Regions from separate parts of the Homo sapiens genome. Here region 1 is linked to region 2. A link is a contact called in ENCODE Hi-C or POLR2A ChIA-PET data. All regions are on one chromosome and are shown on one strand. Each heading gives the region's core, a stretch centred on a gene start or an enhancer-like site at or near the end of the contact. The rest is flanking DNA. Distances are from core to core; before and after follow the strand shown.

Region 1 (3,717 bases), core at 185-2,684, 340 kb before region 2:
GAAACCCCATCTCTACTAAAAATACAAAAAAATTAGCCGGGCATGGTTGCGGGCGCATGTAGTCCCAGCTACTCAGGAGGCTGAGGCCGGAGAATGGCGTGAACCCTGGAAGAAGAGGTTGCAGTGAGCCCAGATCGCGCCACTGCACTCCAGCCTGGGCGATAGAGCGAGACTCTGTCTCAAAAGAAAAAAAAAAAAAATTAGCCAGGCATGTAGTACCAGCTACAGTGTGCCTGTAATCCCAGCCACTCGGGAGGCTGAGGCAGGAGAATCACTTGAACCCGGGAGGTAGAGGTTGCAGTGAGCCGAGATCATGCCACTGCACTCCAGCCTGGGTGACTGAGCGAGACTGTGTCTCAAAAAAAGAAGGCATGTATCCAAATCACAAGGTTAAAAGAGATAAAGCATGCGAGTAAAATAAAGCAAGCCAGTCAGTGTGGGTTGCTTCTTCCTCCCAGTGAAGGAGCTCTTTGTCAGAGGTCCTTGGATCTGTCCAATCTGTACCTGGAAAGGTTATTACCTGTAGGATCCTTACAGCCACACCTGGCACACTCTGTGATCACTACCACCATCTTTGTTGCTATTATTTATGATCATGATTATACAATGGGTTTCTTTTCTTTCTTTCTTTTTTTTTTTGAGCCACCGCACCCGGCCTGTATGTTTCTAACCTTCACAACCCCAATGTAAATACCAGCTGTTCTGAATCCTTCAGCCTGTGCCACATAAGCACAGACCCAAAAACATTGTGTAACCTCAGATCAAGGTCCAGAACTTTGTCCCCTAACCTCCTGCGGGTCTATGGATTTTTTTTTTTTTTTTTTTTTTTTTTTTTGAGACTAAGTCTTGGTCTATCGCCCAGCCTTCCAGGCTGGAGTACAAATGGCATGATCTCGGCTCACTGCAACCTCCACCTCCTGGGTTCAAGCGATTCTCCTGTCTCAGCCTCCCCAGTAGCTGGGATTACAGAGGTACATCACCACGCCCGGCTAATTTTTGTATTTTTAGTAGAAACGGGGTTTCACCATGTTGGCCAGGCTGGTCTCGAACTCCTGACCTCGTGATCCGCCAAAAGTGCTAGGATTACAGGTGTGAGCCGCCACGCCTGGCAGGGTCTACGGATATTATTAGCATAGTCAGGACTTCAATTTTCTTTATCCTGAAAACCAGGTTAACAAAAATCCTTAGGAGAAGGTAAAATACACCATGGTGCTCAAGCACTGGGGACCTGGCACGCACTAGGCGCTCTGCATGCCCACAGGAGTGCTCTAGACGGCTTCTAAGCTTCCTTCTTGGAATTCCAATCTAATAAATGAGCTAACTCCGCCCCAGCCCCTTAGTCCCTCCCTGCAATCCACCTACCTCTGCAGACATCTTCTTCCAAGGAACCTTGCTTGGGAAACCCACACCAGACACATCCATCATGGCGTCTACAGCCGCATGGGCGTGCGTCCCTCTGTTTATATGGCCAGAGCCCCGCCTCGCTCCGCCCCTTTAAACTTGGTGGGCGGACCGAGGCGGGGCTCAGACCAGGCCCCACCCCGATCAGCCACGTCCATCGCCCTGATTTCCAGGCCCTCCCAGTCCCTGGGCGCACGTCCCGGATTCCTCCCACGAGGGGGCGGGCTGCGGCCAAATCTCCCGCCAGGTCAGCGGCCGGGCGCTGATTGGCCCCATGGCGGCGGGGCCGGCTCGTGATTGGCCAGCACGCCGTGGTTTAAAGCGGTCGGCGCGGGAACCAGGGGCTTACTGCGGGACGGCCTTGGAGAGTACTCGGGTTCGTGAACTTCCCGGAGGCGCAATGAGCTGCATTAACCTGCCCACTGTGCTGCCTGGCTCCCCCAGCAAGACCCGGGGGCAGATCCAGGTGCGGGGGCCAGCCCTGCGCGTGGCTGGGGATGAGGTGGTCGTGGTGATAGCCTGTGTCCAGGCATCCGCGCAGGGCGGGCCCTCAAATGACCTCACCTTCTCTCCTAGGTGATTCTCGGGCCGATGTTCTCAGGAAAAAGGTAATGGCTTCGCGGGGCTGGGGTGGAGCTCCTTCCTCTTCTCCGGGGACCCCTTGTCCCGTCCCTCCCCTCCCCTTCCCTCCCCTCCCCTCCCCTCCCCTTCCCTTCCCTCCCCTTCCCTTCCCCTAGAAGGACCAGCACAGCCTCCTACAGCTCCCGCCTGGGGTGCTCCTCCCTTGAATTCAGTCCAGGAGGAAGTCTCTGCCCTCTTCTGCCCAGGCCAAGCCCCTCGTCCTGTGTGGACGCCACTCCCTCCTGGAGCTGGTGACAGCTGCTTACAGCTTAGCTGTCTTCCCCACCAAGTCCTCTGAGAAGGTGGCAACCAGTTGTGTCCCCTGTAGGCCAGGCCTTTTTGTACACCCCTATTCAATGTGGCTGTTTCCTTCTAAGGCCAAGGAAACGTAGTCGCTTTCTAAACCAAGGAGTCTGAAGCCGTGGAGCCTCTGCTCTCCTGAGGTGATAGAACCATTCCCTGACCCGGGTGGGGCTAGTGAGTTTCTTGAGTAAACTACCCACGCACCATTCTTTTTGTTTTGTTTTTGTTCTTCTAGAGGTAGGATCTTGCTATGTTGCCCAGGCTGGTCTCAAACTCCTGGGCTCAAGCAATTCTCTCACCTCAGCCTCCCAAGTAGCTGGGACTACAGGCGTGCACCCCCCCGCCTCCACCCAGCTAATTTTATTTTATTTTTATAGAGCTGGGGTCTTGCTATGTTGCCCAAGCTGGTCTTGAACTCCTGGTCTCAAGCAATCCTCCTACTTCAGCATCCCAAAGTGCTGGGATTACAGATGTTAGCCACCATGCCCTGCCCCAACATTCTTTTATGGCCCTGGGGATCACTTCAGCTCAAACCCCTTGCTCAGGAAGATGTGGCTCAGAGTTGGACTTCTTGGACCCAGAAGCAAGTGCTTTTGACGCTGCACACAAAGACTTTCTGAAATTAATTTAGAAAAGCTGTATGCCAGGTGTGGTGGCCCACGCCTTTAATCCCAGCGCTTTGGAAGGCTGAGGTGCGTTGATCACTTGAGGTTAGGAGTTTGAGACCACCCTGGTCAACGTGGTAAAACCCCATCTCTACTGAAAAAAAAAACCAAAAATTATCTGGGCATGGTGGCAGCCTCCTGTAATCCCAGCTACTCGGGAGGTTGAGGCAGGAGAATCTCTTGAACCCGGAAGGCAGGGGTTGCAGTGAGCTGAGATCGCTCCACTGCACTCTAACCTAGGCAACAGAGCGAGACTCCACCCCAAAAAGAAAGAAAGAAAAACTCTGAACTCTGGGAACAACTCTGGGATGAGGTTACTTTGGAATGCAGTCGCAGGTTCCCTCTACATGTAGCCTTTGCTTCTGCCTTCCCCACTACATCTTGGAGAAGGTTACTCCTCCCACACTTCCTGGGACCACCTGAGTACCATTCCTGGACCTCTTCCCCATAGAGAATTCTGACTTCCAACCCTCTTTGTAGGGATATTATACCCTGCCTGCTCTGCCCTGCTCTTTTCTGGCTGTGGTGGGCTCAGTCTGCATACCACTAGGGACAATGAGGAGCCAGGCTTGTTGGGGAGGGGTCTCCTTCTCCCACTCCTCCCGCCGTGGACCTCACCTGACCCTCTCTCCTCTTGCAGCACAGAGTTGATGAGACGCGTCCGTCGCTTCCAGATTGCTCAGTACAAGTGCCTGGTGATCAAGTATGCCAAAGACACTCGCTACAG
Region 2 (3,317 bases), core at 548-3,047:
TGACAGACAGAGGAGACAGACGGCCCCTCCTCAGCTCCCCAGCTGCCAGGGGCTCTGAGTAAAATGCAGTGCCTCTTCCCGCAGGCCTTCTGGGGACAGTGAACTTACCTTCCTACCAAGGGTCATTTCGACAGGAGACAGGAATGATTCTCCGGCCCCAGAGAGGAGCTGCCCCCACGGTCAGGCTCCGACTGACTGAGCTGAGCGAAGGCTAGAAAAACAAGAAGGAAGAGCCCCCCGACACCCTGCAGGGCAGGCCCGTGAGGTGGGGGCTGACTGAGAGGAAAAGGGGGGGCATAGGAAGACATAGCCCTGAGACGTCCTTAGAGGGGCAAAGCAGCGGCCTCAGGAGGTGACCTGCTTGGCTGCTTGGGTCTTGTCCTCCCTGGGTTTTTCTTATCTTTTCTTTTCTTCCTTTCCCTTCGGTTCTCTCTCTCTCTCTCTCTCTCTTTTTTTTTTTTTTTTTTTTTTTTTTGTGAGATGGGGTCTCGCTCTGCCACCCAGGCTGGAGTGCAGTGGCACAATCTCGGCTCACTGCAACCTCCACCTCCTGGGTTGAAGTGATTCTCCCACCTCAGCCTCCTGAGTAGCTGGGATTACAGGGGTCCGTCACCACACCCAGCTAATTTTTGTGTTTTTAGTAGAGACGGGGTTTCGCCATGTTGGCCAGGCTGGTCTCGAACTCCTGACCTCAGTGATCTGCCCACATTGGCCTCCCAAAGTGCTGGGATTACAGGTGCGAGCCACCATGCTTGGCCTCCCTGGGTTTTTCTGAGTAATTTTATGAGGCAGTTTGCAGCAGTCTGGTGGGGAGAATGGCAAATACCCCCCAGTGCCGTTCACTGGACTTGCCCAGTGGAAGAGGGTGGGTGACCAGCACAGGGTGGTGGTCGGGGAAGCCTGACCCCGGTGACAAGCAAATGGCGAGTGGACAAGTAGAGAGAGCCTTTGGAGAAGCATGGGGAGGCAGGCCTGAGCTAGGGGGGACTAGCAGCGACACAGGCTCCAGCGGTCACGGAAGGCGGGCTGGTGGGTGTCCTATGCTCCGGGGCCGGCTCTGTGTTCATCAGTTGTGTGACCTGAAGTACAGGTTTTGTTTTTGTTGTTTTTGGTAAATCAAGGTGAAGCTCACAGCTCAAAATGAGCCGTTTTTAAGTGTACAATTCCTGGCATTTAGTATATTCAATGTTGTGCAGCCACTACTTCTGCAAGTTCCCAAACCTTGGCATCACCCAAGAGGAAACCTCGTACCCAGTGGCAGTCAGTCCTCCTTCCTCCTCCTCCAGCCCCTGGAAGCCACCAATCTGCGTTGTTTGCATGCATTGCCTCCTCTGAACAATTAATAAAAATGTAATCAGTACTTTGGGAGGCTGAGGCGGGCGGATCACCTGAGATCAGGAGTTCAAGACCAGCCTGGCCAACACGGTGAAGCCCCCTCTCTACTAAAACATACAAAAATTAGCTGGAGGTGGTGGCGAATGCCTGTAATCCCAGCTACTTGGGAGGCTCACGCAGAATGGCTTGAACCTGGGAGGCAGAGGTTGCAGTGAGCCGAGATCGTGCCGCTGCACTCCAGCCTGAGTGATAGAATGACACTGACTCCATCTCAAAAAAAAAAAAAAAAAAAATGCAATCAGGTTAAATGGGAGCTTTTGCCTGTGGCCTGTGGCCTCTCTCACTGAGCTTTATGTTCTTAGGCTTCATTCATCTAAGAGCTTCATTCCTCTTTAAGGAATCATATTCCGGTGTATGGATGGACCAAAATTCATTTGTCCATTCATTGTTTGATGGACATCTGGGTTGTTTCCACCTTTTGGCTGGCATGAATAATGCTGCTATGAACGTGTGTGCACATGTATTTGTTTGAGTGTCTATTTTCAGGTTTTTCTGGCTATATTCATAGGAGTGGAATTGTGGATTATATAGCAATTTTATGATTAACTTTTTGAGGAATCACCAAATTGTTTTCCACAGTGGCTGAAACATTTTACATTTCCACCAGCAATGTGTAAGTGTTCTAATTTCTCTATAACCTCACCAACGCTTATTTTCAGTTTTAAAACAAAATTATAGCTGTTGTCGAGCGTGTGAAGTGGCACCTCAACCTCATTGTGGTTTTGATTTGCATTTGCCTGATGACTAATGCTGGTGAGCGTCTTTTCGTGGGCTTCTTGGCCACTGGTATGTCTTCTCTGGAGAAATGTCTACTTACGTCCTTTGCTTGCCCCTTTTTTGATCAGATTCCCAGGCAGGTTTTTTTTTTTTTTTTTTGAGACAGTCTCACTTTGTCACCCAGGCTGGAGTGCAGTGGTGCGATCTCAGCTCACTGCAACCTCCGCCTCCTGGGTTCAAGCAATTCTCGTGCCTCAGCCTCCCAAGTAGCCAGGACTACAGGCATGTGCCACCACAGCTGGCTAATTTTTGTATTTTTTGGTAGAGACGGGGTTTCACCATGTTGGCCAGGCTAGTCTCAAACTCCCAACCTCAAGTGATCTGCCCGCCTTGGCCTCCCAAAGTGCTGGGATTACAAGCATGAGCCACCGTGCCTGGCCCCGAGGGAGAGTTTTAAGCCTCTTTGAGCCTCAATTTTCTCATCTATAAAATGGGGATCATGATAGCGCCTCCTTGGTGGAAGGTGGCCAACCCTCCTGGTTTGCCTGAGATTATCCCAGTTTTTGCAATAGAAGTCTCTTGTCCCAGGAAGCCCCTCAGGCCTGGGCCATCTGGGACAGTTGGTAACCCTACATGGGATTGTCGAGAGGCTGAACCAATAGGGTGCATAGGAAACTCCTAGCACCGGGGACGGCCCAGAGTTCCTGCTCAGCCAATGTCAGCTCTTATTCATTGTAATCCTCTTAGACACATGTGCATGGTAGAGACCTCTGACATGTAAAAATGCAAAGGCAGAAATAAAAATCATCAATAGCCGACCACATGTGGGAAACATTTTGGAAGGTTTTAGTTTTCTTAGGTGATAGAACACTGAATGTGTTAATATAGAGAGGGGGAAGAGGCAGGAACAGCAGTGACTATTTAATGACTCATATTTATTGAATGCTTATTATGTAGCAGCCATGGAAGGGGGAAGTTGGAGGCACAGGATAAAGAGGAGAAAGCTGATGGTGGGAGGGTCCCTTAGAGGCAGGGAGGTGAAAAGGAAGTTGTTGGGGATAATGGCGACACGGACGTTTCCAAGAAGGGAAAGTTTCTTTCGGGTCCTACTTCTTCTCGTGGCCTTTCCATTTCCCTAGAACTTGAAACTCAGCCTCAGCTCCAGCCGACTCACTCACTTGCAGGCAGGGTTGCAGCAGGGGCCT

The links. A loop is a pair of places that touch in the nucleus more often than their neighbours do. ChIA-PET counts read pairs that join two places held with the same protein, here RNA polymerase II (POLR2A). Pooled maps may share reads with other maps.
Region 1: a pooled map shows a loop between it and region 2 (3-fold over the local background). The contact joins the promoter of AFMID here to the enhancer-like site in region 2. A Hi-C loop is called at or near these places in 1 of 168 maps with a recorded cell type or tissue (endothelial cell of umbilical vein) and 2 of 50 pooled maps. POLR2A ChIA-PET finds 5 or more read pairs at or near these places in 2 of 52 experiments (A549 and activated T-cell).

Annotation. Positions count from the first base shown.
Region 1 is chr17:78,185,079-78,188,795 of GRCh38, reverse strand. AFMID (arylformamidase) reads right to left here and starts at 1,434. Exons shown (of 11, transcript NM_001010982.5): 1 at 1,363-1,434. The coding sequence starts at 1,425. It overlaps TK1 (thymidine kinase 1), which reads left to right and starts at 1,744. Exons shown (of 7, transcript NM_003258.5): 1 at 1,744-1,867; 2 at 1,978-2,009; 3 at 3,631-3,717. The coding sequence starts at 1,802. RefSeq lists a silencer at 1,452-1,591 and an enhancer at 3,630-3,717.
Region 2 is chr17:77,842,556-77,845,872 of GRCh38, reverse strand. No RefSeq gene overlaps it. Among named protein-coding and RNA genes, the nearest start is that of LINC01973, 40 kb to the left of the region's middle. RefSeq lists an enhancer at 1-418 and a silencer at 2,038-2,137. Within about 2 kb of position 1,797, at least 2 of the 41 ENCODE cell types and tissues checked have a DNase peak (open chromatin) inside an H3K27ac peak, as active enhancers do.